Linked DNA regions of Homo sapiens: region 2 is linked to region 1. The links are chromatin loops, found by intact Hi-C in ENCODE. Cell type or tissue: prostate gland. All regions are shown on one strand. Links, peaks and the distances in the headings refer to the core of each region. The heading gives the core; the rest is flanking DNA. Region 1 has its middle 89 kb from the start of LINC03140. Region 2 has its middle 93 kb from the start of JADE1.

Region 1 (16,138 bases), core at 5,196-13,195:
ATGGTGGTGGGCGCCTGTAGTCCCAGCTACTCGGGAGGCTGAGTAGCTAATGGACCCTAAATGGACTCTAAAATAAAGATATTTTAGAGTCAATTGGGGAAATTTAAACACAGAGTATACATTAGATGATATTAATCAATGTTCAATTTCTCAGATGCAGTAGTGGTTTTGAGGTTACCCAGGAAATTTTCCTTGTTCTTAGAAGATACATTTTTAAGTATTTAATGATGAAGTGTCATGATGTCTGAAATTTATTTTCAAATAGTTCAGCAATAAAATTATACATAGAATATATATATAATGTATATGTGTGTCTAGGCACATGGGTAGAGAGAGTGAGACAGAAAGCAACTGAGGCAATATGTTAACAATTGTTGAATTTAAGTGAAGAATATATACGTATTGTACTATTCTTCCAACTTTTCTGAGGGCTTAAAGTTTTTCAAAATAAAAAATTTGTAGGAGAAAAAAGAATAAAGGATGAAAGAAATGAGGAACAAACTAAACTTCACCTTCTGAATGAATTCAAAAGCCCAAGTAGGTCTTTTCCTGAAATAGGTGAGAAAAATTGGAAAGATAAGCAGAATAAAAAGGCAATAGAATCATAGAATGTCATAAGTTAAAGGGTCTTTAAAGTCCAGTGTGTGGACTAGTTCTGAGAACCGTTTTACAAGAAAAAGCTTTTGGTAAAATAAATAAGGGAAATGCATACTCTGCCTCCCTCTTGGAGCATCGTGGTGAATATTATTAGCACACTAAATTTCTGAATAAAGAAATATGTTTAATTTTGTTTAATGTCACAATTCCTAAACTTATTTGACCATGGAATGCCTTTTTAAAAATATTACTCCTTGAATACACATGTCCATACATACATACCTACAGAGTGGAATAATCGACACTGGAAACTCCAAAAGGTGGGAGGGCAGGAGGGGGGTGAGGGTTGAAAATGTACCTATTGGGTACTACATTCACTATTTGGGTGACAGTTACACTAAAAGCTCAGACTCCGACAGTATGCTATGTGCGCATGTAAGAAATCTGCATTGTACCCTCCAAATATAACAGAGCAAGACTCCGTTTGGAGTCTGGAGTGCAGTGGCGCGATCTCAGCTCACTGCAACCTCCGCCTCCCGGGTTCATGAGATTCTCCTGCCTCAGTCTCCCGAGTAGCTGGGACTACAGGCACCCACTACCACGCCTGGCTAATTTTTGTATTTTTAGTTGAGACGGGGTGGGGTTTTGCCATGTTGGCCAGGTTGGTCTCGAGCTCCTGACCTCAGGAGATCCACCCACTTTGGCCTCCCAAAGTGCTTGGATTAGAGGCATGAGCCACCGTGCCCAGCCAAAAATAATTTTTAAAAAATTACTCCCATTAATTTCCTCAGAAATAATGTTCCTCACAATACACCTAAAGAAACCTTGATCTAGCCCAACATCCTTATTCTGGCAGGTGAAGAAATGGAGGCTCAGACCAGTTGATTTTTTCAAGGTCACAGAGAAAGAGCTCTTGTTGCCCAGGCTGGAATGCAGTGGAGCGACCTCGGCTTACCGCAACCCTTGCCTCCCGGGTTCAAGTGATTCTCCTGCCTCAGCTTCCCGAGTAGCTGGAATTACAGGCATGCACCACCATACCCAGCTAGTTTTTTGTATTTTTAGTAGAGATGGGGTTTCACTACTAAACCCCATCAGGGTTGGTCAGGCTGGTCTCAATCTCCTGATCTCGTGATCCACCCGCCTCGGCCTCCCAAAGTGCTGGGATTACAGGCGTGAGCCACCGCGCCTGGCCCCTGAAAATGTTTCTTATAAAGATCATGCGACTTGAAATATTTAACATCATTTTAACCAACAAAAGCCCCATATTTTCTCCCATTTACAGACGTTCTACATATAGGATCTGTTTTGCAAACATGACGCTGTTGTTTATAACCATGGAGACATATGTTGTTTGCGCTTAATATTGTACTGTATGTGAGAAAATGAAATGCCTTCTATATGTGATGCTAATTCAAATTTTATCTTGTTATATGGACTAAATATTACATGGAATTGTGATAGAATCGCCCTGTCTTAAGTACACTGTTTATTCTAAGAGTTGTGATAGGCTAAGGGGGGAAAAACCCCAAGTTTTATTGCTTTACAAGCCAACCACGTTAAGAGCATACATCTGCTTTAAAACTATACAATTTCTTTTCTAGTGCCCAAGTAGATTTGCTCTGGGCTCAAGCAGTTATTAAACCCCGGCGCTGTCTCTGATAGCTGCAGTTTGCATTCCAAGCATGAGCACAGTGCTGGGGCAGGACAGGCTCGGCTCAGTCAACAGATGTCAACTCCCCTTGTAAACGCAGCTGCTCTGTCTCACAACTGGCAAAGAGAACTGAAGGAGTTCCCTTCCCTTTATGGCTTTTATCTCTCTGGCTAATAGGGGATGATGCTTAAAGGAGGTAATTCTTGAGCAATAAATCCAGACTGCAAATAAAACAAGGGAAGAGGGAGGAAAATCACAATGTAAGAAGTTTCCTTTGTTTACTACGCTTAATTGGGATTCCACACATGAATGAAGAAGAGAAGACGGTCTCTCCCAGGGTGACTGGGAAAGGGAAAAAAAGGTGGGTTCCTCTGTCTGTGTGCTTTTTAATGTGCAAATTAGTCAGAGCCTTTTCCAACCCAGGAAAGCTTACAGTTCTGAGTACAGGGTCAGTGTCTTAGTAGTGCTCAGTAAATATTAATTGAAGGGGATGATGGCTTTAAGGGGTGAGCTTCATTCCATTCTCTCAGGACAGCCCTCCAGCCAAGTACCTAAAGGTCACTCTGCCTCTTGCCTCAAGCATTATCTCAATGACCCCTTTAGTTAATGAGAAAGCTCTCAGTTCTCTTGTTTGCCTTCCAACTCATCTTCAGTTCTTGCCAATTTATTCCGCCTTCTGCACTTAGAGGCCGCTGAGAACAAAGCAGGGATGAATGGCAACAACAGCTGCTGCAGCCCCACTTCTTGGGCACAGTCCTTCACCATGGAGCTCTCCAAACTACCCTCCTTGAGCTGGCATTGAAGAGGAGGGGCTTGAAGGAATAGGCTGGAGAACTGGGTAGGGGCTGCAGCAAGGAACATAGATTGTGTTTTTGTTTCCAGCAACTCACTCCCCATTCTGACAGATTACACAGACTTGTGTGACTGGTGAAGGGTATCCAGGTTCTTGGCATTTTGAACAAAGAATTGGACAAAAATGCACAAACAAAGCAACAAAAGAGAAGCACAGATTTATTGAAATGAAAGTACACTCCACAGAGTGGGAGCAGGCTCGAGCAAGCAGCTCAAGAGCTCTGGTTACAGAATTTTCTGGGATTTAAATACCCTCTAGAGGTTTTTCATTGGTTATTTGGTGTACATCCTGTGTAAATGAAGTAGTGGCCCACGATCAGCCCAATTGGTTAAGGAAAACAATCAATCAGAGGCTGAAGTTAAGTTACAAAGTTGCAACCTATGCAAACGTCTGATTGGTTGTGGAAAGTGACCAATCAGAGGCTGAAATGAAGTTATAGAGTTATACTCCTATGCAAACGAAGACTTGGCCCAAGATCAGTCTGATTGGTTGTGAGGGGGGACCAATCAGAGGTACTTTCAATTTTTCATCTACCATGTGGAAAAGCGGGGAAGGGGGTTGCAAAGGCAGTAGCCTCTCATCCTTTTGTTACTTGGGTGTGGAAAGTCAGGCTTTTCCTTTTGATTTAGTTCTAGGAAGTCAGGGTAAATCAGCCTTAGGTTCCCTGCCTCCAGACCCTATTCTCCTTCTCTTGGAGTACCTCCTATGGGAGAGTCTACAATTTCTGCACCTTTGATGTCAGGCTTGGGCACGTGAGTGACTAGGCCTTGTGGGTGACCTTGACTATGCCTCATCTGTGCCAAATCTTTAAGAGTGATTGTATTCCACCAGCTCTCTTGCTGTTTTCTCTCTGTCATAGGAATGGCATACCCCAAAATGGACTGCTCTTTCAGCCTGGATCTGGAATGAAGAAGACATAAAGCCAGTTTTGATGCACCTGTCTTCTTTATTCCAGATCCAGGATAAGTATTTGTAGTTGTAACTGAGATTTTGGGGTTGCTTGTTACAGTAGCAGAGCTGACTAATGCATACCCTGCAAGTGCAGTGGGAAAAAGAAGTTTGTGACCTGAGTATCCCACCAATACTTGTCTTTACCCATCAGGCTGCCAAACTGTGATGAATAATAAGAGCTCCTGCAGCTCTTGTACCTGCTGTTTGACACTGCCTCAACAGTCTCCTTGACTAAATAAAGCGAGTATATTGTATAATATGGCATTCCAACTGCCAACACAGCAAGCAAGGGGCTTCTAGAAAGGGAATCCCCTCTAAGGTTGGAGAAATCTTAGCTTTCTCCAAGATTCTCATGTAAAACATTGTATCATTCACTTCTCTGAGCAGAAATCCAGATAAACCTAGTGCCTTCTCCAACCTTGGAGGTACTAAGCTGCCTTCTAAGAGGAGCAAAGGGACCTGTGGTAGAGTGTCATGATGATATGGGTAACTTTGACTCATTTATACTTTGCTTTTTATCTATGGTCTTCCTCCAAAGCATATGCTTAGTGTAAATTGTAACTAAATACTGATTTAGACTAATGTCCGAGTGGAAAATAACTATCTAAAAATAAAATATTCATGAATTTGAGTTCAATTATAGCTTTATGTTGTTGTTATTAGGGACTATCCTTTGTTGGTTTAAGTCAGCTCTGTGCCTTTATGAAGATGGTTATATGAAAATATTGAATTACACAGCTTCCTTTAGGAACTCTTTGACTGTAAAATTTTCACACACTTGTGAAATTTAAGCAGATTACATTATACCAATAGATTTTTGATAGCTATCTTAAAATAATGAGTTCAAACCAAGAGACGATTATAACTGACAACAGAAATGTAACTGTGAACTTTAAAAATATGCTAATGCTTGTCCCTATATAGAAATATTAGCTTAAGTTCTTTCTGTGACATATGTGTGTTTATAATCTATTTTTGTAATAGGGTAAAAAAATCAACTCCAAAAATATCACTCTCCCCTTTGACATTTATCAGTGATAGCAATAATGCCAGCGAGCATTAGTACACTGAAGAAGTACAGAGATGCCTCCTAAGGCATATCTTTAGGTTTTATCTTTAAATGATCTCCTTATCCCTGACTTAATTTGAATGATGTTTTAGATCAAATTCATATATAATGAATGGTGACTATGTTGATCTGGTCCTGCTCGTTTTTACAGGTTTAGGGTCTTACAGAATACATAAAGCTCATAAGGGGGACTTAAAATGATTTGGGGAGACAGACAGACAGATAGATATATGGATAGATGGATAGGTGTATGAAAAACCAGATGAAAGAATGGATAGATGGGTTGCTTCTCTACTCCAAAAATAAAATAAGAAAAGAAAAATATTACGTAGTCATTTCTGTACTGATACTAATTTAATCTATTTCAGAAAGAAGGTCATATTTTCTTTCAATTTAAATAATGCAAATGCAAATAAATATAAATTAAATTGTGATAACGATTGTTATCATGGCAAAAAATTAAAATGCCTATCTCGAGGCATCTTTTGCCTTTAAGTGCTACTTTTCTCTTACTCTTGGAGGCTCAGTGGTGATTAATGATATTCTTCACACTCTCAAAGGCTTTCTTTAGGAACCCTTTCCCAGTGACCCCACAAGAAGACAAGGCTTCACCAGCTACGGAGGACATATGGTTTAAAGATCCTCAATTACTCTAAGGTAGTCACAGGCTGTGAACAAAATTTCTGTCATATTCCTGTAATGCCTTTTATAGGGAGAAGCAGGGAAATCCAGATTAGAATATAGTTTTCCTGGTGAGATTTGATGAGGTTTATAATTGTCTGAGAGTTTGGTTCCTATAGCTCCTAGACCCCTAAGGTTTTAATTATCAAATATTTGATTCAACCTTGAAAATAAGAACCTTTGAAAGAAAAGCAACACTTCCCTCCTTTGAAAAGCCTATATTGACCTTGCACCTCTATCTAGCAGCTGCCCTAGTACTGTAGCAGTTAACCCTAGTCACCACCATCCTTCTTGAACTTGACTCCTCCCCTAGCTTGTATGACTTTACTCTCTTTTTGTTCACCTCTCAAACCACTCCTTCTCAGAGTCCACTGCTGGGTCCCATCCATTGTCCACCCTTAAACGTTGACTTTCTTCAGCCCTCCTCAATTCTCACTCTGTACCCACTCCCCTGGTTTTAATTCTCACTGCTACACTGGTAACTCCTGACTCTATATATCTAGTCTTGATCTCGCCTCAGCTCCAGACCCATAGATTCGAGTGACTACAGGGTATCTACATTGGAGTGCCCATATGTAAACTCCCACTGTGCATCCTGTTTCTTGGGTATTAGACACTTTCCACTGTACTGTATGCCTGGAATTTGAAAGTCATCCTCTCTGAGCTCAATTACCAGTAGACATTAAACATCTCAGCGCTTATCTTATGGCAGCCATTGTGCTCGACTGGGAGATACAGAAATGAAAAAGACATTTTCTACCATGAAGAAACTTTTACTGTAAGGAGAGAAGAGGAAAAGCAAACAAAAAAAGGCAAACAAAGGCAGAGCAGGAGTGATATTGAAGAAGGAAAACCCTGTAAGTAGAAGGAGGAGAAGAGAGTAATCCTGAGTGAGGATTGAAGAAGAGACAGCAGCAAACTGGGCCTTGAAAGATGAATAGAAACTTCCTCCATAAAAATGGGGTAGTGGGAAGGGAGATAGTCCAAAAGGCAGGGAAAAGATGACCAGAAAAGCAGGGCGTGATTGCACAGCTCATTTCATTCATTCATTCCCCTAATTGGAGCTCAAAAACTGTCCTAAGCTCAGAGGAAAGGGAAAAATATGATGTGCCAACAGCAGTGTGTGTGTGCTGTGTAGTGGTGGGGTGTGTGTGCGCGTGTGTGTGTTGGGGAAGTCAAGGGGCATATGGTTGAAGAAACTAGAAAAGTAAGTTGGGGCCAGCCCTGAAAGCAGATGTTTGTTTCATTCACTTGAATGAAATGTACTTTGTACTTCCTGTGAGAAGGATAGGCCACTAAATTTCAGGGCTGATATTCACTTATGTATTTACAAAATAATACAAGTTGACATCAAGTTAAAAATATACTACCACGTGACTTCCTGCCATACACCAGAGAAATTCATAGCGGTAAAGTAAGTATTTAGTGAGCCAACATGTTGTGGATCTTTTTCCAAGCCTCATTGCTTTCCTGGCCAGCTCTGGACAAAAAGGCAAGTCAGGTTAAGAAGAAGAAAAATAGAACAGGGAGAAGGAAAAGGGGAAGGGGGAGAAGGGAGAAGGAGGGGAGAAGGGAGAAGGAGGGGAGAAGGGGGAAGAGAAGGGGGAAGAAGAGGAGTGGGGCAGGAAAAGGAGGAAGAGAGAGCCAAAACAAGAACAAAAAGAACAAGAACAAGAAGACCAGGCTGGGTACGGTGGCTCATGCCTGTAATCCCAGCACTTTAGGAGGCCGAGGCGGGCGGATCACCTGAGGCCAGGAGTTTGAGACCAGTCTGACCAACATGGAGAAACCCCATCTCCAAAATACAAAAATTAGCTAGGCATGGTGGTGCGCACCTGTAATTGCAGCTACTGGATGGGGGGTGGGGAGCGGGGGTGGTAGTGAGCACTGAGGCAGGAGAATCACCTGAACCTGGGAGATGGAGGCTGCACTGAGCCGAGATCGTGCCACTGCACTCCCGCCTGGGCAACAGAGCGAGACTCCTTCTCAAAAAAATAAATAAATAAAAAGGACAAGAACACCAACAACACTATTGATCATGTAGAATGCTCCTGGCCGGGCGCGGTGACTCATGCCTGTAATCCCAGCACTTTGGTAGGTTGCAGTGAGCCAAGACCATGCCACTGCACTCCAGCCTGGCGACAGAGCGAGACTCTGTCTCAAAAGACAAAAAAAAAAAAAAAAAAAAAAAAGAGAATGCTCCCATATTGAGACATTCTTAGCATGAAAAGGAATGCGGATTGAAAAAACTGGTTTTAATGGGCCCTATGTACATTGAAGTCTCACAACAGCTTATAGAGACAACATGGAAGTATGAAAACTTTTTTAAACCCAGACTGTGTTACTAGTTCTGAAACAGAAGCTATGTTTTACAAAGATAGATGATATATAATGTCTAAAAGGATCAGGCTTAAGAAGGGAACAGGCTAATGCAGACAGTGGTTGGCTTCCATGAGGAATGGGAAAACCATGGTGATAGAGCTCTGTGTTTGGTTAGTGTCATCTGAAGAGCAAGAAGAAAATGAACCAGAATTTGGGCTTCCAGGAGTTGCTGCTCAAGGGGATCAGAGCCACATCTGTGTGAAATGGCAGCTGGTGGCAAAGCAAAGTCATTTTCCTTTATTATGATAAGTAGTTGTGTAACACACAGGAGTGTACACCTTCCATCCATAGTATTAGAATTGGTTTATCTGGGTCGGGTGTGGTGGCTTACACCTGTAATCCCAGCACTTTGGAGGGCCATGGCAGGAGGATCGCTGGAGATCAGACGTTTGAAACTAGCCTGGGGCACATAGTGAGACCTTGTCTCTACTAAAAATAAAAAATATATATATAGCCAGGTGTGGTGGTGCGTGCCTGTAGTCCCAACTACTCAAGAGGCTGAGCCAGGAAGATTGCTTGAGCTCAGGAGGTGAAGCCTGCAGTCAGCCATGATCGTGCCACTGTACTCCAGCCTAGGTGACAGAGTGAGACCCTGTCTCAAAAAAAAGAAAAAAAAAAAGAATTGGTTTATCTGAACAACCTGTTAATGTGTTTGAATTGAAAAAGAAATTGTACTTATAGGCTCTATAAATGAATAAACTTGCACCTCAAAGGGTTCGTGGGGATTTATAAGGAAGGCTTGGGAATTCAAGAAAGAAACAGTGATATTAACATGGTGTACTTAAAGGATATGAAAACCAAGGGAAGTTGCCAGATTCAAGAGGAACTACTCTGTGTTCTATCCAAGCTGAACATTCCATTTTTACAAGGACTCCTTTGTTGTCATGTTTATACACAGACTAATAAATGCTTGACCTTTTTTAGTGATGAAGGAACAGTCTGTGCCTCAGGAGCATATTATTTCAAGAAGCACAAATGAAGAGAAAGTCCAAACCCTCTGGGACAGATGGACTAAATATTTTGGTATTGGAACCACATGGGGAAAGGCAGCAGTTGGGAAACAGAAACAGAGGCCTGATAAGGGAACCTGGAAACAGCATCAATCTTCTCAGAAGTTTCCAAGGACTCCAGATATGCAGGGAACTGGACACCAAGCTCACGTGAGGAAGGAATCAAAGTGAATGAAACATTGATCTTGAAGTTAGTAAAATGCAGTAAGTGAGGAAAATATCTGTGTTCTTGTGAAAGAGTTGATTTCTCAACTTTGGGGTTCTGTATAAAAATGACTAATATTCATCAAGCATTGGCTTTCTACTTAGAACAGAGTGTTTATATGAATTAACTTATGTAATCATCACATCAGTCTTATGATGCAGGCACTGTTCTTACTGCACCCACCTTTTTTCTTATATAGACAGAGAGGTAAGTAACCTCCCAGAGTCACAGAATGTTAGAGTGACTTTGACCGCGTTTATGTAGTCTCATGCCTGAGCTCACACTCTTGTGCCTCCCAGGGACTTTAGCAATCACCTAACTCTGATTTGCTTCCCTCCCCTCCTTACCCCAGCTTTCTCCCTCACTCCCTATTCTAAACAATTAAGAGTGAACTCAAGAGCATCCAAGGACCTGTGTAGTTGCCTTGAAATACCCCAAATATTTGTGTGTCTTAGGAATGACAAATCCCTGGTAATCATTACAATAATGATGTGGTATTATTATGAAGTATTTCATTAGTACTTATTCAATGGTGTTTCTAACATTGTATGGTTAAGTATCACCTCAAGAGTGAAGAATAATAATTGATGATAATGATCACGGGAAGCTGATATTTTAACTTTTGGTTCAAAAAGCCTTTACTTTGGAGAACCAGAGACCAATGATGAAATGTGATGTTCCAATTACAGGGCTGAAACCACAGGTATCTGAAATGCAGTGGAAAAAAACAATGAGAATGTGAGGGCCCTAGGTAACATGAAGCGATTGGTCTCGCTGTTGGGCATAATGAACTCCTACCTGCACTCAGTGCCACATGATGCAGAGTTTATGGTGCCTCTGAGACTGTTCGTAAAGAGAGGCGTTGTGTGGGACTGATAACAGCTCTGCTCAAGGACAGCAATGATGTCTGCCACATCCTTGGAGTTGGGAATTACCTGGCCTCGTTACCTCCTCCCCACTCCTCCCCACCCCAGGAATCTGGATGCTCAAGGCTTGACTATTTCCTCCATTCTCCCCTCACTCAAGCCCCGTGTTCAGAAGCAATCAGATAAACTCATTCATTCTGAAAAGTTTAATGTGTGACTCTTCCAAGGACAGTTTGTTTTAACAGAAAATCAAGTTTCAGAACAAATGTCCAACAGGTCCCAAATTTAACTCACTATACTCAAGAGTGTGAAAATCAAAAAAGTAAATTTTTGTTTCCCATGAAAGATCTAATCTTAACTCTCTGGCCTTCCCACACTGGGTGCTATGAAGAAAAACTCCTAAAATTGCTATTTAAAGCCATCTCAGTCTTTTCTATCTTAAGATAGTCTTAATTGGAGCAATCATCTAATCACTTACAATTTACCTCTTTTAGTTTTCTGTTGTTGCAAAAAAAAAACAAAAACAAAAACAAAAAAGCACACATACTTAGTGGCTTGAAACAACATGAATTTATTATCTTATCCTTCTATAGTTCAGAAGTCCAAAATGGGTCTCTTTAGGCTAAAATCAGATGTCAGCAGGGCTATGTCTCTTTCTGGAGGCTCTAGGGGATAATCCATTTCTGTGCACTGTCCAGATTCCAGAGGCCCCTCATATTCCTTGGTTTATGGTCCTTTCCTGCATCTTCAAAACCAGCAACAGTGTGTAGAGTTCTCACATCTCTCCTCTCTGAACGGACTCTTCCACATTTAAGGACTCTTGTGATTATACTGAGTCTACCCGGACAATCCAGGTTAGTCTCCTTATTTTAAAGTCAGCTGATTAGCAATCTTAACTCCATCAATTACCTTTTTTTTTTTTTTTTTTTTTTGAGACAGGGTCTCTTTGTATCACCCAGGCTGGAGTACAGTGGTACCTGGCTAATTTTTTGTAGAGACAGGGTTTCACCATGTTGCCCAGGCTGATCCTAAACTCCTGGGCTTAAGAGATCCTCCCACTTCAGCCTCCCACAGTGGGATTACAGGCAAGAGTCACTGTGCTTGGCTTTCCATCAGCAATTTTAATTGCCCTTTATCCCGTATGGTAATTTTTCACAGGTTATAGGTATTAGGATGTGGACATATTTGGAGGTCATGACTCTGCCTACCACACCAGCTTTTCTAACTTCTTTCTTCCCCTCCTGCTGCTCCTTCTCAAAATAGTGCATGGGTACATGAAGGTAGAGGAGAGAGGGCCTCAGACTCAACGGTTGTTTGTTCTCTGGATCCTTGCTGGTTTCTACTACTGCGATGGGCTTATTTCTGGTTGGGCTGGATCCCACTGATGAAATCTGTGACAGATGAATTTTTGTTTATTATAATTACTTTACGCTACATAACTAACCACCTCAAAACTTAGTGGGTTAAACGATCATTTTGACAATGAAAACAATTACATCTCATGATTTTGTGGATTGACTGGGCTCTGCTGGGCAAATTTTCTGTTCCACAAGATGGAGTGGATGTCACTCATATGGCTGTATTCAGCTGGGAGCTTGCCTGGGGCTAGAACATCCAAGCTGGACCCCTCCAGGGTCTTTTTCCTCACATCCTCTTACCATTCAGGAGTGTAACCTGTTTCTTCACATCACAGTAACTGGCTTCCAAGAGAACAAAAGTAAAATCTGCCAGGCTATGTCCTCAAACCAACATAACATCACTTCTGCCACAATCTTTTGGTCAAAACAAGGTGCAGTGTCAGCCAGATTCAAGGGGAAGGAAAACAGACTCCTTGTCTTCATACATCTAGGTAGAAGAGGAAATGGTAGCAGCTGTATTTGCGGGCAAACTGCCAGATAACCTGTTTCAATCTTAGCTTGGTCAGGCCTGAGGCACTGACTTTGTGACACCTGAGTGTCAGTCACTTCCCTAGCCTAGGTGGCGTGCCCTGCAGCCCTATGCCCAAGTCTCTTTCCTTCTCTCATGGCAAACTCAGGCCAGCCTCATTATCTACGTTCTGCAGCCCCAGAACTGGCAGGAACTCCTGGGCACTTTGGGTGTTCAGGCTGCTGAAGGAAGCTTAGGAATGCCAACTTAGTCTTCTCCAGTTGGAGACTGTGCTGTGCCACCATTTTTATTCTGCTCATGAGGCTTCTTGGTCCAGTGGAGCCACCAAGCGTGGTGGTCTCCTCCAGCAGTTACAGTGGGAGATACAGCTTGCCTGCTAATGAGCTACAGGAATCATGGATTTCCTGGTTAGAAGAGTGGAGTATAAACTCTCTCCGCTTTTGGATTTCTCCTCAACCCATCTCATTGCTCTTTCCTCCAGGATTTTGTCCCAGAAGGTCAGATCAGAACATCCATGCTAACTGCTTAATTTTCATAGTTTTCCGAGACAAAAGGACCTTTTTCCCCTGCCCCTTTCTACCTGATAGAGGCTTTTCTCAGGTTATAACTCCTTTTTAAAAGGTAGCATTTGTCTGGTCCATTAAGCTGCTGGGGATGATAATGGGAGACGAGGGGGATTACAAATAAAATAGTTTAATGTTTTCAAAATATACCATCCTCATAAAGAAACAAATCTCTAATTAGGACATTTAAATATCAGTCGTTCAGGCTGGTGGACTGAAGGCTCTGTCTCGGGTCTCACTGCACTAGGGCTGCAGCAGCCACTTCTCTTTGAAGATGGCTATTGCCAGTTAAGACCTTCCAGGAAGCCAAGGCATGAAAGGAAGCACAGAGCCCTGCCATGTGCCCCACCTTCATGTTCTGCTCACCACCAAGCACACCCATGCCCACCCGCACACTCTGGAAGTCCCTATCACCTGGGCCTTCCAGAAACCAGTCACCTCTCCTGCTCATGGTTCCTGGGTCTTCCCTCCCTTTCAGACAACAGAGGTCCCAGCTCTATTCATGCTGTCCAATAAGCTGGGATCAAGCATATGTTGTCAGGACCTGAAAGTAGAGATACAACTTACCTGTGAGTTACATAAGGGATACTTTCCCAATGATTCTACCCCTTTACCTTTGTTAGAGTGGTTGAAAAACACGTGATTTTAGATTTGCAGTGTATTCAACTATGGTTATACCCATTGTACAGTGATATGTATTTCTCATGACAATCCTGCTTCATTTGGAAATAATAAGTCAAAATGACTGATGTGAAATATCATTTGCCACAGCACATTTGTCATTCTAGGGAGTTCTAGACTTTATGACATTAAACACTAAGAAAAATCTGGGTGCAGTGGCTCACGCCTGTAATCCCAGCACTTTGGAAGGCTGAGGTGGATGAATCACCTGAGGTAAGGAGTTTGAGACCAGCCTGGCCAACACAGTGAAACCCTGTCTCTACTAAAAATACAAAAATTAACCAGGCGTGGTCGTGGGCACCTGTAATCACAGCTACTCGAGAGGCTGAGGCAGGAGAATCTCTTGAACTCGGAAGACGGAGGTTGCAGTGAGCCGAGATCGTGCCATTGCACTCCAGCCTGGGTGACAAGAGTGAAACTCCACTTCAAAAAAAAAAAAAAAAAAAAAAGAGCTGGAAAGAAAAGAAAAGAAAACACTAAAAAAAAAAAAAAAAAGAAGAAGAAGAATAAGACAAGTCCACAGAGCTTAGACCTAGAAAATACACTGATGTTATAAAATTTCTGGACTGTTAGAACTGACCCTACATGCTTTATACAAAACTTATACAGCCTTACTTCCAACAAGATGGTTTTGAGTTAGAAGGCTCAAGAATCATATTTTATGACACTTCAGTTCTCCTGGGGCCTGCAGACAAGTTGGGGATACCTAGATGTGTAGTGCATGCAGTTTTCACACCCAGGTGGGATAAGAGGACCAGAAGCTAGTAATAACTGGATCCACATCAAACTCAGAATGGAAACCTAGGAGAGAGCCAGAACCCAAGGTGAGAGTCCAGAGAATTTTGTCCACCAGCACATATCTGCTTTGAATTCTACTTAGCCAAGAAGAGGCAACATAACACTCTGGCAAGAATTCTGGACCAGGAGTCAGAGTACCTGGGTTTGTTCCAAGCCTTGGTTCTGACACTGACTACTCATGTGAGTATGGGTGACTCGATATCTTCCAAGCATCATTCTCCTTGGGAGAATGAGGGAGGTTGGACTGCGGGTACTTCATGGTTAAAGTCCTCCTCTAATAATATGCCCACAATAACTATACACTAGTGAGAAGGAATAGAAGAGATGAGGTCATACTAAATCCTGTTCACACTAGTTGAGATCTCTGAGGTGTTGAGATCTCTGAGGTGCCAAATGAGAAATAGTCACAAGAGTCCATTGAGATCCAAATATCTGCTTTCTTGCTGAAAAATGCTGAAAGGGAGAATAGGTCTATGGCTGAAATCAAGGCCTTTCTCCTTTGCCTGAAGTCGATTTCTTGAGACCCATAGAAAGAGCCACATTGGATCTGCCAAGCACACACTCAGGCAGCTGAATGGAGGTAGATATTCTGCTTCTCACTGTGTGACCCACCAGACCATATGGGATACCACATGGAAGCTGGAGCTAAGGGGCAGCTTGGCTTGTAGGCAGGCAGCCCTAAAGAGAAAGCCCAGAGGAGCTGAGCTATTTCAGTACTTTTCTATATCACCAATCAGATTAGTCTCTCCTTATCTTGTGGTGTCTTAGCCTGCTCAGGCTGCTATAACAAAATACCATTAAATTGGGTTGCTTATAAACAACGGAAATTCATTTCACACTGTTCTGGAGGCTGGGAAGTCCAAGATCAAGGCACTAGCAGACTCGGTGTTTGGTAAAGGCCCGTTTGCTGGTCTACAGATGGTGACTTCTGGCTGAGCCATCACATGGTGGAAGGGGTGAAAAAAAGAAGTCCCTTGAGCCTATTCTAATAAGAGCATTAATCTCATTCATGTGGGCTTTGCCCTCATGACCTAATCACCTTCCCAAAGGTCCCATCTCCTAATATCATTGCCTTAGGGTCAGGACTTTAACAGGGTTTAGAGTTTTAGACTCGTTTGGACCATAGCATTTGGGAAAAAATGAAGAAGGGGATTATAAGAAAGGGCATAGGTAAACTTTACAATAATTCTGGAAGGCAGAAATTCTCATTTTGGAAGCCAAAACTCTCCAATGTTGGAGGTAAGAAAAAATGGTTTTCCTGACAAGTGCTTCTTCCATTCTTGAATTCTAGGGATGTGTAAAGGAACAGAGTACATGACAAGCAGGAAGCATGGGATAGAAAATGGAAGTTGGGAAATGTGCTGTCAATACCAGCCCCAAACTAATTAAAGAGCAGTTTCTAGATTTCCCAGCCCTCCCCACGCTCATATACTTGGTGAGAAGTGGAAAGTTCATAAAAATTATTGAAAAAGTTTTGGCTGGGCATGGTGGCTCATGCCTGTAATCCCAGCACTTTTAGAGGCCGAGGCGGGCTGATCACTTGAGGTCAGAAGTTCGAGACCAGCCTGGCCAACATGGCAAGACCTGGTCTCTACTAAAGATGCAAAAATTAGCCAGGCGTGGTGGTGTGTGCCTGTAGTCCCAGCTACTCTGGAGTCTGAGGCAGGATAATCACTTGAACCCAGGAGGTGGAGGTTGCAGTGAGCTGAGATTGCACCACTGCACTCTGGCTTGGGCAACAGAGTGAGACTTCGTCTCAAAAAATAAATAAATAAATAAAATAAAAATAAACAATTAATAATTGGGCCGGGTGCGGTGGCTAGCGCCTGTAATCCCAGTACTTTGGGAGGCCGCAGCAGGCAGATCACGAGATCGGGAGATCGAGACCATCCTGGCTAACACAGTGAAACCCCATCTCTACTAAAAACACAAAAAAAATTAGCC
Region 2 (16,138 bases), core at 5,463-13,462, 58 kb after region 1:
GTACCCCGGTGTTCTCAGTTAGTGGGAGCAGGCCCTGGGAAGTGTGGCCTCAGAGCGAGGTCTGCAGTGGAGGGGTTTCAAAGAGCAGTAGTTGGGGCCCTTGGTCAATTACACTTAGGGTTACCTAAGTGTAATTAGGTAACCAGATAGAATGTAGGACACTATTACACTATCTGGTAATTAGGATTACCAGATAGAATGTAGGACACTCAGTTAAATTTAAGTTTCAGATAAACAACGAAGAAATTTGTAGTATAAGTTTGTCCCAAATATTGCATAGTATATACATACAATAAAAAATTATTTGTTGTTCAAATTTAACTGTAATTTAATTCATTATTTTTATCTGCTAAATCCAGCAACCCTAATTATACTCCTTATAGTTGAAGTTCTATGAGGGACATTCACTTGGCTACCATACACTTCTAGGGCTGGAAAGAGCCAGGCAAGATATTGGAATTATTAAAACGTCAAAACTTAGAGAAAGCTGAAACTCAGGCATGTAAGGAAGAAGCCCCCACCAGCTGGGTGCTAGTGGGTGGTGAGGCAGGGGTGAAGCTGGTTCTGCAGGTGTTGGAAAATTACAAGGTGGATTCAGCTGCTGCTATGGGAAGGAACTGCTGCTTCAGGGAGGAAGAGGTGTTGCTGGAGCAAAGCTCACCGGATGCACAAGAAGACAGGAAGCCAAACAAGAAGCAACGAGAAAACAGACAGGAAGGATCAAGTCCCTTCTTCCTCCCACAGCCTAGCAGTCTCTCTGCACCCACTGTTGACACAGCCTAAAGGGAAGCCACTGGCAAAGCAGAATATCAAAGACTGGGATTTAAAGTTGAGAGTAAAAACTTAGTAACTGGAGGGCCGGGCGCAGTGGCTCACGCCTGTAATCCCAGCACTTTGGGAGGCCGAGACGAGTGGATCACCTGAGGTCAAGAGTTCGAGACCAGCCTGACCAACATGGAGAAACCCTGTCTCTACTAAAAATACAAAATTAGCCAGACGTGGTGGCGCATGCCTGTAATTCCAGCTACTCGGGAGCCTGAGACAGGAGAATCGCTTGAACCCGGGAGGCAGAGGTTGCCGTGAGCCGAGATCGCCCCATTGCACTCCAGCCTGGGCAACAAGAGCGAAACTCTGCCTAAAAACAAACAAACAAACAAAAAGAAAAAGAAAAAACTTAGTAACTGGCACAGATTCAAAAAATTACCAAAGATCCCACCCAGTTAATGAAATGCTGAAAAATGATTGGCCTTATATAATTTCAGCTTGACCTAAAACTTACGAAATTCATGGTTTGCTTGTTTGCAGAAAGATGCTATTCATCAACTCCCATCCACCATTTCAGATAGATTACATTAACAGCCAACTTCACAGGAGTTGAACTTGCCTTTGCTTTCGAAATTCTCTTGAAACAAAAAATGAGTAGAGATTTCCAAGTTCATCATTAAAATTGGCAAAAGGAGGCCAGGTGCAGTGGCTCACGCATATAATCCCAGCACTTTGGGAAGCCGAGGCAGTTGGATCACCTGAGGTCAGAAGATCGAGACCAGCCTGGCCAACATAGCGAAACCCCGTCTATACCAAAATAGATAAATTAGCTGAGGGCAGTGGCACATGCCTGTAATCCCAGCTATTTGTGAGGCTGAGGCAGGAGAATCGCTTCAACTCAGGAGGTGGAGGTTATGGTGACCCAAGATTGCGCCACTGCACTCCAGCCTGGGTGACAGAAGCAAAACTCCGTCTCAAAGCAAACAAACAAACAAACAAACAAACAAAAAAGATTGGCAAAGGGATAGGAAAATATAGTGGTTTTGTGCTATGTAGGAAAGAGCAGTTAATTCAAAAGACTCCAGTAAACCTTATCACCAAAAAGAAAGATACTACTAAACCCAGGCTGCCAGCAGATTCTAATCTCCTAGAAAATGGGAGACTTTATGAGGTATTACAGAATGTTAAGGAGAAGAATACCTCATACTTGTCTATGCCTTACAGCTTATAAAGCATTCTCCCAGACATGTCCTGTTTTGAGCTCTGTACACAACTATGTATGTGGGGCAGGCATTGGGGTGGGTGTTACAGGGGAATGACAGACCTCAATCTAGTATACAATAAGTAACTTTTGAAAATTTTTAAGTGAAAAGGTGATACACTCAGATCTGTGCCATAGAAGATACTTTTGTCAGAGGGCAAAAGATGAGGACTTACCAGAAATTCATTTAAGGAGCAAGAGGTCCTACAGTAAGCTAGGACCTTGAGCCACAGCAATCGGCATGCTTGGAAGCTTTTTCTCCAAGACAAAAAAGTATTTCAGAAAAGATAAAAGGTATAAAATATTTAAAGAGAATAGGGGGCTTGTACCTCTTGTACCTCACTTTCAGTTTTCTTCCTTTCTTTTTATTATTATTATTATTTGTTGGTGTTCCTATTTCATACACATCCGTGCATTCACATGCAAATAATACATATCAACCTTTCAAATGTGTACAGATGCAAGGAAAAGTAGAGATTCTGAGCATTTTTGGTGGAATTTCTGTGATTCAAATGAATGAGAATAAAATGTAAATAGCTGGGGAAAAATAATTATCTGATTGTACATTAATTGTTATTTTCATTTAGAGGGTTTCAAGAATAGAACAGTATCCTCTGCTAATTGCTGCCTGTATTCATTATCTATTATTGCATAACAAATTTCCCCAAAACTTAGTGGCTTAAAACAACAATAAACATTTATTATCTCTGACAGTTTTATGAGTCAGGAGTTCTGGAGCAGCTTAAGTGGGTGCCTGGGGTCTCTCATGGGACTAGAATCAAGCTATTGGCTGAGGCTGCAGTCATCTGAAGGTTTGATCCCCTTTCAAGATGGCTCACACACGTGACTTGGATTTGGGGGCAGGGCTCAGATTTTCTCCACATAGACTCTCTCAGGGCTACTTGAGTGCTCTCATGACCTAGCAACTGACTTTCCCCGGAGCAAGTGATCTACTAGAGTGAGAGCCAGGCAGAAATAATCCTTTTTATAACCTAGCATTGGCTATAACATGACATCACTTCTACCATGTTCTATTCATTAGAAGCAGTTCACTAAGTCCAGCCCACATTCATTCAAAGGGAGAGGAATTAGGCTACAGCTTTTGAAGGAGGTGTGTGTCTTAGTCTCTTCCAGCTGCTATAATAAAATACCTGAGATTGGGTAATTTATAAAGAATAGAAATTTATTTCTCACAGTTCTGGAGGCTGGAAATCTAAGGTCAAGGCACTAGCAGGTTGGATGTCTGATGAGGGCCCAATCTCTTCTTCTAAGATGGTGCCTTGTTGCTGGGCACTTTGGAGGGGATGAATGCTGTGTCCTCATGTTGCAGAAGAAATGGAAAGGCAAAAAGGGACCAACCCATTCCTTCAAGTTCTATAAAGGCCTTAATCCTATCCATGAAAGTGAAGCCCTCATGGCCTAATCATCTCCTAAAAGCCCCACCTCTTAATACTGTTACATTGGGAAGCAAGTTTCAACATAAAATTCGGAGAGGATACGAACATTCAAATCATAGAAGTGTGTCTAAGATTTTGTGAATCTATTTTTTTTAAAAACCACACTTTCTTAACTTAAAAAATGGGTTTGGGTACTTTGTGCTCCAGATAAAATTCCCAACTTACTGAACAGCTTCACAGAATCAGATGTCCTAGGGAACTCCCATTCTTTGGCCAACAAAAGCTTGTCAACTTACTCTGAGATGTCTCAGAGTTGTGAAGGCCCACAATAGTCATAGTTGTGTTTTTTGTTTGTTTGTTTTTTGAGATGGAGTCTCACTCTGTCACCCACGCTGGAGTGCAATGGTGCGATCTCAGCTCACCACAACCTCCGCCGCCTGGGTTCAAGCGATTCTACTGTCTTAACCTCCCGAGTAGCTGGGATTACAGGCACATGCCACCACGCCTGGCTAATTTTTGTATTTTTAGTAGAGACGGGTTTCTCCATGTTGGCCAGGCTGGTCTCGAACTCCTGACCTCAGGTGATCTGCCCACCTCGGCCTCCCAAAGTGCTGGAATTACAGGAGTGAGCCACCATGCCTGGCCCATAGATTTTTTTTTAAGTGTCAACCTTGTAATCCAAAGAGAAAAAGGAACCTAAAAGTCCAAACCACTGTAGCATCATCATTCAAATTATTTTCCTTGGATATCAAAAGAAAGAACAATTTTTGAAAGTTAAGTTTCAGTGTCAGAGGAAGGAAGAAGCCCTAACAAGTTCTGAGGAGCATAAACTGCAAATAATGTAATTACAACAATTTGATACTTATTAGAAATCAGGAAAAACACCTCCTACCTAGAAAACTGAAACATTATTACAGTCAAACAAGAAACTTTTCTACATTTAGCCAAGTGAAGAACAAAAAAGTCCTCAAGACTTTTGAGAATGCTGCCTGGGAGAACAAAAGATCAGTACCCTAATTACTTTGGTAACTTTCCATCATAATCAGTGTGGCAGTTTGTTTTGCTGCTGCTTCTCCTTTCCCTTTTAAATGATCTGCAACTTGTCTGTCTTTTAGATCTAAAAGATAGGCAACCATTTTCTTCTGTCTGTTGCTTTGATTCTTGGCTTATCAGAATTTCTCTGTATCTGAGCTGAAGTCAGGAGTCAGCTTCAGAGAACAAATCTCAGGAAGTAAACAAGTCTGCTAAAAAACAAAATAACAATTTGCAAACAGCAGCACTATTAACAAGGACCCTCAAACTGGTATCCTCTTAGGAGCAGAGTGTCTTAGTCCATTTTCTTTTGATATGACAGAATACCACAAATTGGTAATTTATATATAAATTCCCTTTATATATAAAAGGAAGAAGTTTATTTAGCATATGGTTTTGGAGGCTGCGAATTCCCAGAACATGGTGCTGGCATCTGGTGAGGGCCTTCTTGCTGTATCATGGTATGGTGGAGAGCATCACATGGCAAGAGGGCAGGAGCACGCGAGCTCAGATCACTCTTCTCCTTACAAAGCCACCAGTCCCGCCATGGAGGCCCCACCCTGATGACTTCATCTAATTCTTTTTTTTTTTTTTTTTTGAGATGGAGTCTTGCTCTGTCACCCAGGCTGGAGTGCAGTGGCATGATCTCTGCTCACTGCAAGCTCTACCTCCTGGGTTCATGCCATTCTCCTGCCTCAGCCTCCTGAGTAGCTGGGACTACAGGCACCCGCCACCACGCCCAGCTAATTTTTTGTATTTTTAGTAGAGACGGGGTTTTATCATGTTAGCCAGCATGGTCTGTATCTCCTGACCTCGTGATCAGCCCACCTCGGCCTCCTAAAGTGCTGGGATTACAGGCGTGAGCCACTGCGCCTGGCCCTTTTTTTTTTTTTTTTTTTTTTGAGACAGAGTTTTGCTCTTGTTGCTCAAACTGGAGTGCAATGGTATGATCTCAGCTCCCAGGTTCAGGCGATTCTCCTGCTTCAGCCTCCCGAGTAGCTGGGATTACAGGCATGTGCCACCACTCCTGGCTAATTTTGTATTTTTAGTAGAGACGAGGTTTTTCCATGTTGGTCAGGCGGGTCTCAAACTCCTGACCTCAAGTAATCTGCCCACCTTGGCCTCCCAAAGTGCTGGGATTACAGGCATGAGCCACGGCATCCGACCAACTTCATCTAATTCTAATTACCTCCCAAAGGCAGCCCTATCTCTAATCAACATAAGAATTTGGGAATTTAATTTCCAACACATAAAATCTGGAGGACACATTCAAACCATTGCAAAGGAGAAACATAATATCCAATGGCTATTGCTTTTTTAAAAACAAGGAGATAAATTGTCTAGTGTAATTATGGGGGAAAATTTAGTATCTTTTGGACCTGAAAAGGAAAAATAAAATGTACTTAGAGAAATGCAACCAAGATTGCCTAGTATTGGCAAAAAACCCAGAATATCTACTTTTAAATCATGGAACTTGGTGACAAAGGCACTATGGTGCTTGGTACAATCATAAAGGACAAAGTCAAGGACTGGGAAAACTGAATATTAAGAGTGTAAGAACTTACAAGTACTGAGGGATCCCAGAGGCATCCTATCCCACTTGGCCTCTACACATTCATTTGTTCTAGAAGAATAAAGGTAGCATTGATCCAAGTCATACTGATCTTCTGTCTCTCCAGATAAGACTGATTTATAAGTTTACACCATCTGTTGGGGTTAGTGATGTTATTCTCTCTAATACCAGTTAATACCTCAAAAAGGGCTCTGTTTAGCTGAGACAAACAGTAACTTCAAGGACCTAATCATAAATTTTTTGCAATTTTCACTATGAAGAAATTCAGACTTCATCTTGATCTAAACCAGTGTGCTTTCATTTGTCCCCAGACCCTCAGGGATCTGTCTTCTCACTTATGAGACATTCATTCACCACCTCCAATACACACACACACACACATACACACACACACTTTTTTTTGAGACAGGGTCTCATTCTGTCACCCAGTCTGCAGTGCAGAGGCAACATCACAGCTCACTGCAGCCTCAACCTCCTAAGCTCAAGCGATCCTCCCACTTCAGCCTCCAGAGTAGCTGAGACTACAGGCATGAACCACCATGCCGAGCTAATTTTTTGCAATTTTTGGTAGAGACAGGGTTTCGCTATGTTGCCTGGGCTCGTCTTGAGCTCCTGGGCCCAAGTGATCCACCCACCTCCACCTCCCAAAGTGCTGGGATTATAGGCATGAGCCACCATGCCCGGCCTTTTCTCTCCATTTTAAGTCACTCCCCCTGCCCCCCAACTACCATAATTCTATTAAATACTTCAAGGGAAATTTTGAAGTTGGTGTCCCTGAGCCAAACTTTTAGAAGAGGTACTTTTCCCTGTGCTAACTTCAGCCTTTTCTTTGTTAGGTCCCTTCACGCACTGGAAGGGAAGTTTGATAGCGTTTTAAAAGAGTGAGAAACTCAGTGTGGAAAGAAAAAAAAATAAAAAATAAAAACAAGAAATGTTAGCTTTCAGAAAAGCTATTTCACAATACACTGCAATAACCACAAAAATCGAGAGTTTTGCCTTACAACCCTAGGTTTACCACTGAAGTATGTATGACCTCAAGAGAGTCAATTAACTTTCTGATTCGTAGTTTCCTCATCTCTCAAATGAGAAACTTGAACCAGTTACCCTAAGGTATATTATAATTCTAAAATGACACGATTTTATATCAACATGCCCCAAAAGTTATTGACCATGTGATATTTGACACTATTATTAAGGCCTGCCAAATTATATTCTATGTGTGGACATGATTCCTTCTAAAACCAGAGTAAAAACCATTCCAAAAAGATACTTGAGAAATAATCGGGCAATTGGGGGGCACCCACATAACGTTTGGTTGTTCAGTTTCATAACAGTACCACTCTTCCCCTCCTACAACCACCACTGCTGTCCGTTTCTACTTCCCTCAATGCTTTTTCACCCTAGACTCTTAATACCTCTCCAGGGCTAGAAGTCACCATTTTCTTCAGAGCAGTCCCGATAGTATCACCTGTGTACTCTGCCTATTAGATGGTGGAGGTAGCAAAATATCTTACATGATAAAAGTAAGGATCATCTGGTGGGAGAGGTAGAGATTGGTTTTGGACGTATTTAGTTAGTCCCTTTTGCTTCTCAAAATAAACATCTTTGTGCTCAGTTAAAAGCTTTCCAAGATGTTCACAAGGGAAGAGGGAATTCTTGCCAAAAACTTAAGCCCAGCCAGACAGGGATACTAAAATTTTGCTGCCTGTGGAAACACGTGGCCACGCAGGACTTTGGCATAAAAACAGTCATCTGTGCTTAAATGATGGCAGTGTAGACTTCTGGTGGTTCAGAGGCTATGTTCAGGGCACCCAGGCACAGTGTACAGGGTCTGACAACTCCATTGGCAGTTCCCATTCAATTACAGTTCACAGCACACTCTTGTCTATTTACAGAACTTACAACTCGGCAAACCTTGGTCCTTATGGTTGGAGGGGTAAAGAGAAACACTTCTCTCACTCTTTTCACAGTTTTAGTTCTGCTTCCAAATCTTAACAGTTGCAAAATGCTTTAGAAGATCTAGGCCCAAGAGCCCATCTGCAATTTTAGTGTTGTGACCTTGGGCAAGACACTTAACCATCTCTGAGCCGCAACTTTCTTGTCCATAAAATGGTGATAATGATCCTTGTTCTACTTTGCTTACAAGAATGTTGTACAGATCAATAAAATAACATAAATAAAAATACATTAAAAAGTGCTATGTAAATACAAGATTTTTAAATTATCAGGTGCCTCCTCTTCTTCTCTGCTCTTTCCTTTATCTCATCTGTTTCTGTGTCCTTTAAGCATCTTCATGGTCTTTTCTTAGTCCAAAATTCCCCATGTGGTTAATGCTTAGCTTCTTAAACACGGGCTTTTTATCAACCAGGCAAATCTATACCTATATATGATCTACCTACCTCCCCATTCAGAGCCAATCTATTACCTTTAGTATAGTCTCATTCATTTCCAGTTGCATGAATTGAGGACTTAATGTCTCTGTGTCCTAGGCTAGGGATACAAAATTGAACGAGCAGATTCAGCCCTCGAGGAACACACCATTAGATCTAAGCATCTTAGACCAGTCAAATAGGTTCATCAGGTCTACATAAGTTGCAGTTGAACCTTCTCTCCCTGGAAGAGAACTCTGCTTCTATGAGTTTAGGTGTATCTGGACAGTTTGGGGCAGAAGTTGAACTTTGAAGTCCTTTAATCCCACTGTTCTGGAGAAGGCAGGCAACTATCCAAGCCTCCTTGAAATTATTTTTCACATTCCTTTGTTGACTGGCCCCATACTTCCCCCTCTTTTTTTCCTAATTCAATATCTTATTTAATGTTGAGCTTTTGCTAGTGTTCAAGTCCATGTTAGACAATGAGAATTGGTTCCATTAGCTTAGCTATCAGGTCAGAGAAATGAGACCACCTGTAGCAACATGACTTACTGTTTGCTCTAGTAAATTCTTGCCCAGGAAGATAAACTTGTAGAGCAATAAATAATTTCACTGTTTGTGTCAGGAAATTCCTGAAAATCAATTTATTTGAAAGTTGCTCATGTGGGCAAATGGCCCTCTTCTCAGGGCAATAAATTCACTTACCTGGGCAAATAGTTCTCTTATCAAACAACTATGCACTTATCAAGACTTGCTTTAGGACCCTCTCATTGCTGTGTCCATCAGATCTACACCTGCTGGGTGCGGTGGCTCACATATGTAATCCCAGCACTTTGGGAGGCTGAGGAGGGTGGATCACCTGAGGTCAGGAGTTTGAGACCAGCCTGGTCAACATGGTGAAACCCTGTCTCTATGAAAAATACAAAAATTAGCCCGGCATGGTGGTGCACGCCTGTAATCCCAGCTACTTGGGAGGCTGAGGCAGGAGAATGGCTTGAGGGGAGGTGGAGGTTGCAATGAGCCTAGATTGCACCACTGCACTCCATCCTGGGTGACAGAGCCAGACTCTGTCTCAAAAAAAAGAAAAAAAAAAAAAGATCACCCTACACCCTATGTATTTCTGCTTCTGTCTTCCCTTTCTGGGATAATCCTAGAACTCTGTCAAGGTGATGCTCTCCCTCATTGCAGGAGGTTCAACAAACTCAGCCGCACTTGATCAACAGATTATTCTGGTGGCTTCTTGGGGAGTTGGCAGTTGACAACTTGGTGCATCATTCAGTAAAGCAAGGGAAACAGAGGGAAAAAATGTCTTAAATTTAACATTTGCCATTTCTTTAAAAAGACCTCTATAGTCATCATCATGTGAAAAATCAGAATTTTGTTAGAGTTCCTTATTCTTTTTATATGATTTGGAATAGTCTTTATTTTGAATTACATATGAGGTGGTACACCATAATTGTTTTGTTACTTGGAGCTTCTAAAAGGCTCCATTCACTCCTGGGTTCCTCCAAAGATCTTTCTGTTACAAATAACTCCCTTTTCTACCCATTATACTTTTTATATATGTTGAAAAGTGATTAGCTAGTTGTGTTCACACTAAAGTAATTGGCTAATATTCGAGGAATTTCACTGAAAGTCTGAGAGGGGCTATGTTGGAGTTAGTTCACTGTTCACACTAAGCAAATTTGGCTTGTAATCTGGCTCTCTCAACCAGTTTAAAACCTGGAAGTTTATCAAAAATGTCACACATGGAAATGAGCACTTGTGGCACTTGTTTAAATTCATGAAATAGCAGTCATTTTAGAGAGAAGAGCTTGGTGAGTCAGAAGCCAATCTTACCAGCTCAGTCTGAGCCCTGCTGAACCTAGCCCATTTTTATAAACCTAGAAAATTGATGTCTACATAGCAATCATGATAGTTATCATGATATCATGATACCATGACTTGTATATTTTCTAAAACTTTTCAAGCCTCAGAGGAAACATTTGAGTTCAGTATTTGGCTTTTGTTGACTTCTAAAGACTAAGGCTGGGCACAGTGGCTATGCCTGTAATCCCAGCAATTTGGGAGGCTGAGGTGGGAGGATCACTTGAGCCCAGGAGTTCAAGACCAGCCTGGGTAACAAAGGAAGACCCCAGCTCTACAAAAAATGTAAAAATAAATAAATACATAAGTAAAAATAAAGACTTATAACCTTCTTTGTAAGTATGCATCCCATGGTAAATTGAGTCTTAATTTTTCCCTCATGGATGCCTTTTATTTTAGGTTTATTTCAGAAAATCCAAAGGTGGTTACTATTTTAAATTTGAGTATTTTGCATGCAGAAATTGAGCACAGGCTTGTTTCCTAAGCAGGTAAGCTGGGAACATTATCATATCATTTCTTGAGTTCTGGTGTATTCAGCAGAGACCAAGATGTTTTCAAATACATTGTGCTAATTTTGACAATTGTGTGAGGTGGTATTAATCTCCCCATTTTAAAGGTGGTGAAGCCAAAGCTCAGAATTTAAATATATTATTAAAGACTTTGGAAAAAAGTGGTAGAGTCAAAATATAACCTAGGTCTACCTAATTTCAAAGTCTGATCTTATTTTTACCTTACCACATTGTCACAGACTTTAACTCCTAGCCATTTTTGAATTGTTTTTATCTTTTAATTCTATCATTAATAAGCATTAGTGAGTGGTATCATTTTCAAAGAATGTATAAAAGATTTTTAAAGCAGAAACAAAAGCTCAAATAATATCTTTATATACTCACATGTTAATCAAGATCCAGGATATTATTTAAGTAAACAAATAGCTATCCTAAGATGTAACTATTAATGAAACTCTAATTAATGAATTTGCTCATTTGTCTTCTTTATTTGAAGACATTACTGCTTCTGATATATGCATATCCTACAATGTTATAGGGTAAAAGAGATATCTCTTCCTCATCCATCACTATGTTCCTGGTTGAGGCCCCTATAACAAAAGACATTAACAACAGAAAAACACACAAATGTATTTAATATCTTATACCTGACGGGGGGGGCTTCATTCATAAGGAAATGAAGACGTAACAAAGAAACTTGTGTATTTTTATGCTTAGGTTTGATGAAGAGTAGTCAATTGTGGAGAAATATCACTAGAGGACAAAAAAAATGATCTAATAATAATAAACTGGGGGATCTTAGTAAGGCCTGTTTGTTCAGATTCTCTTCTCTGTGTCCCTGTGTCTTCAAAGATAAAGATGTTCCTTCCCTCCAGCTATCAGGAGGGCACTTCTCACATGAGGTTCTTATGACCTGCTTCAGGGGAGAAACGCCCGTAGGTCAAAAAGTGACCTTCCTAGGTTTTATGACCTCCTTCAGGGAGGGGGAGGGGCTCGGGGAAGGTGAGAGTAACCTGCCTGCTTCTGCTGTTCTCAAATTCCTTCATCTTAAATATATTTAATATGCCAAGGCGCCATATTTTGGAATAGCATGTCTTAAAACCAATCAATGTATTTATTTACTTATTTATTTTGAGATGGAGTCTTGCTGTGTCACCCAGGCTGGAGTGCAGTGGCGCAGGCTTGCTCACTGCAACCTCCGTCTCCTGGGTTCAAGCAATTATCCTACCTCAGCCTCCTGAGTAGCTGGGATTAGAGGCACCTGCCACAACTCCCAGCTAATTTTTGCATTTTTAGTAGAGACGGGGTTTTACCACATTGGCCGGGCTGGTCTCAAACTCCTGAGCTCAGATGGTCCACCTCCCTCCCTGCCCCACCGCCTCCCAAAGTGCTGGGATTACAGGCATGAGCCGCTGTGCCCAGCAAATTAATGTATTTTTAAGTATTTCACCTTGGACTTATTACATGTGTTCTTTGTTAATCTTATTAAAAAGTTGCTTTTCTAACCTAGAAATTTATTTTGTATCCCATTACATCTTATAAAATGATCAAATGGCCAAAACATTATTTTTCAAAAATTCACTTTATTAAGTTAATATAATATGAACCTGCAGCATTTTTATTTAGAAGAACCATCCCTAGTATTACATATTCAGTACATCTGCACTTTCTTTTTTTTTTTTTTTTTTGACACAGTCTTGCACTGTCGCCCGGGGCTGGTGTGCAGCGGCGCAATCTCGGCTGGCTGCAACCTCTGCCTCTCGGGTTCAAGCAATTCTCCTGTCTCACCCTCCCCAGTAGCAGGGATTACAGGCACATGCCACCACGCCCAGCTAATTTTTGTATTTTTAGTAGAGACAGTGTTTCACTGTGTTGGCCAAGCTGGTCTTGAACTCCTGACCTCGTAATCTGCCTGCCTCTGCCTCCCAAAGTGCTGGGATTACAGGCGTGAGTCACCATGCTCGGCCTGCACTTTTTCTAACTAAAGGTTCAAGACACTGAAGACATGAAGTTGTATTCGACCATTTCTGTTTTTAAAATGTTATTTAACAAGTTATGTGAGTGATCGGAAGGGCTTCTTTTCTGCTGTTTATTTGCATCTTATGCTTTTCCTTTTTGCTCTGTCTTCTATCTCATTTCATTTTTACACCTTCTTACTTTTAAGGACATTTATCACACGCTGCAAATGCTGCTTGTGCATCTCTATTCTGTTTATGAGCAGGATAATGTCATTGGCATTTTAATATTTCACAGCAGCAGCAGTCATGACCAAACGTTCCCCTCATTGGTTTTCCTTTTTCCTTTCTAACTCTTCCTCTTTATTTTTTGTTCTTCTTAAGCCTGAACAGGGTACCTATATGAAATCAAAAGAAAGCTGTCATTTAAAAAGGGATGACCCTAGCCACTAGGGCCTAGCATTCAGGAAAAAAACAAATTCGTACCCTGACTGCTCCACAAGTAGCAAGCCAGCATGGATCCTGGACTGTGAGGCCAGTGAAACAGACGCAGCAGCTGGGATGGAAGAGGAGTTTCTGATTGGCCTGACTACTTGAGAAAGGTTACAGGGAGTGGGAAAAATCTGACCTTTCTCGAAATGAGGAATGTGCCTGGAGGATTCCCCACACGAAACAAAGAATGGTTCACTCATCACCTGTGTGTTTCCATTCTATATTCAGAGCAAAGCAGTGATCTCTTGGTTATTCTGTGACAGGTTTCTTCTACTGTGGCAAAAAGCCTGAACTGATGGCCTTCCAGATGTGTATTAAAACGATGTTTCTGAATGGGCAAAATAACATAACTGCTGTTTTAACTCAGGCATAGCATAACAGCTAAGACACCTCCACCAGGTTCTTCATTTATACACAGGCACTTCGGTCTTTCTCTTTTATCATCTTCTTACCTTGTAAACTTTAAAAGTCTCCATGGTAAATGTGATAGGTGGCATAAAGGAAAGCAAAGGTCTTGATGAGAGTAACATAACATTTACAAATTACCCTAAATTACTGCTAATAATAGTACTTTGTATTTGTGAAATTTTAAAAAATATTTCATATCGCTATCAAAACTATCCATTCATTTGTCAATGAATACTTACTGGAAACTATGTACCAGGACCTCTGGGTGATGGGGAAGAGAGCAATGTTCAAGACAAATAAGATTGCTACTCTCATGTATCTCATATTCTAGAATGGTGTGGGATGGAGGGAGACAAACAATAAACAAGTAAACAATAAATGAACAGAACATATCCAGATAATGGCCAGATATACGAAGATAATAAAATGGTATAATAAAGAATGGCTCTGGAGGGGTGACTGTTTTAGATTGAGTGGTCACAGAGTCTCTGTAAAGAGAAAATAGGACAGAATTTCTTAGACCTTGTGGAGAACCTAAACCTATCTATTCCAGTGTTCTTAGCTTAGGTAAGAAAACACAGGTCCTGGGAACTTACCAGTGAGAAAACTAAGATCAGTAGAGGTTAAAGTCTTACTGTCACAAACAAGTATACAGCTATTCTACACAGTGCCTGGGCAGACGTAGAACTGTAGGCAATTGCTTGGTCATCAGACAGCTCCTTTGTGCATATTAGAAGACAAGTGCCCCTTTCTCAGGGAAAATGCCCTTGTGCAATGCACAACCTACATAGTTAATAATGTACTATACGTTTTACAATATCTAAAAGGGAGGATTTTGTCTTCACCACAAAGAACTGATAAACATCTGACATGATAGATATGATAATTAACCTGATTTGATTATTCCACATGAGCCCACAAGTATATGCAATTATTGTTTCTCAATTAAAAATAAAATAAATATTTAAAAAAGAGAAAGGAAGTTTGGAAGTGGATAGTTTGTCAGGGACCCAACCTACTTCCATCTTTTGTTCTGCCATATTTAACTTCTATTGCTAAGATAACATTACGGCTCAAGATTATATACATATTTTAGGTAGCACTAACAAGAGACAAAGGAGATGCATGTCCTGCCTTTAAGGAACTTCAAGGAAGTTCTACAACACACTTCGGTTTACATGTCATTGGCCAGAATAAGTCATGTGACCTTTTGCAAAGGCGACTGGAACATGTAGTCTGTTAGTTAAGTGGCCACGTGTTCAGCTAAAATCAGAGTTCTGCTTTTAAAAAGAAGCAGGGCGGGGCGCGGTGGCTCACGCCTGTAATCCCAGCACTTTGGGAGGCTGAGGCGGGTGGATCACCTGGGGTCAGGAGTTCGAGACCAGCCTGACCAGCATGGAGAAACCCCGTCTCTACTGAAAATGCAAATTTAGCTGGGGGTGGTGGCATGCGCCTGTGATCCCAGCTGCTCCGGATGCTGGGGCAGGAGAATCGCTTGAACCCAGGAGGCAGAGGTTGCAATGAGCCGAGATCGCACCATTGCACTCCAGCCTGGGCAACAAGAGTGAAACTCCGTCTCAAAAAAATAAATAAATAAATAAATAAATAAATAAATAAATAAATAAAAAGAAACAGACAATGGATATTGGAAGGTAGCCAGTAGTCCCTGTCACACCATCCAGACCCAGGTCACCTGTGTCAGATCTGGGGACAGGAAGTGTCAGTTTGTGAGAAATGAAAAAGCTAGTCATTAAGAGTTATAATATCTGGGGGCTGACTCTACCACTTACTAGCCCAGTGACTTTAAGCAATTTACATATTCTCTTTTAGATTTAGATTCTTTACTCATTGGAAGAATAAAGACACTATCTAATGTTTAGGGTTTCTTGACGATTAAGAGGTAATATTTATAAGAAATAAAGCACCTGGCCAGGCGCGATGGCTCACACCTGTAATCCCAGCACTTTGGAAGGCCGAGGTGGGTGGAATCACCTGAGGTCAGGAGTTTGAGACCAGTCTGGCCAACATGGTGAAACCCTGTTTCTACTAAAAATACAAAAAATTATCCAAGACTGGTGGTGCGTGCCTGTAATCCTAGCTACTTGGGAGACTGAGGCAGGAAAATCGCTTGAACTCGGGAGGCAGAGGTTGCAGTGAGCCGAGATCATGCCATTGCACTCCAGCTTGGGCAACAAGACTGAAACTCTGTCTCAAAAATAAATAAATAAATAAATAAATAAATAAATAAATAAATAAATAAAGCATTTAACTATATCTAGCACGTGAGAAGCATTTAGTAAATATGATTTTCCTTTTTTCTATCTGTTATAAATAGTTTTCCCAGCTCTGCCTACTGCAGCTTTTTTTTTTTGACTCCTTTTTTTTTTTAAAGGTCTTAAGATGAGCCTGTTTATCTTCATCTCTCCCTATCTCCTTCTTCAACAGTCCCAAACTATGTGCACAGAAAGCAGCTTATGCTCCAGGCACGGTGGCTCACGCCTATAATCCCAG

The links. Peaks named below come from ENCODE experiments on the same cell type or tissue, not always from the same donor. Only the 100,000 strongest peaks of a DNase experiment are listed, where the experiment ranks them.
Region 2: it touches region 1 in a loop (2.5-fold over the local background); 4 of 110 quality-filtered maps call a loop at or near these places.

What each region holds. Positions count from the first base shown.
Region 1 is chr4:128,651,368-128,667,505 of GRCh38, forward strand. No RefSeq gene overlaps it. Among named protein-coding and RNA genes, the nearest start is that of LINC03140, 89 kb to the left of the region's middle. RefSeq lists an enhancer at 1,195-1,694. In prostate gland, for the core only: no CTCF peak of the experiment used is centred there; DNase peaks (open chromatin) are centred at 9,134, 9,644 and 12,154; H3K4me3 peaks cover 1,039 bases; H3K27ac peaks cover 6,381 bases.
Region 2 is chr4:128,708,797-128,724,934 of GRCh38, forward strand. No RefSeq gene overlaps it. Among named protein-coding and RNA genes, the nearest start is that of JADE1, 93 kb to the right of the region's middle. RefSeq lists an enhancer at 10,409-10,578. In prostate gland, for the core only: no CTCF peak of the experiment used is centred there; no DNase peak of the experiment used is centred there.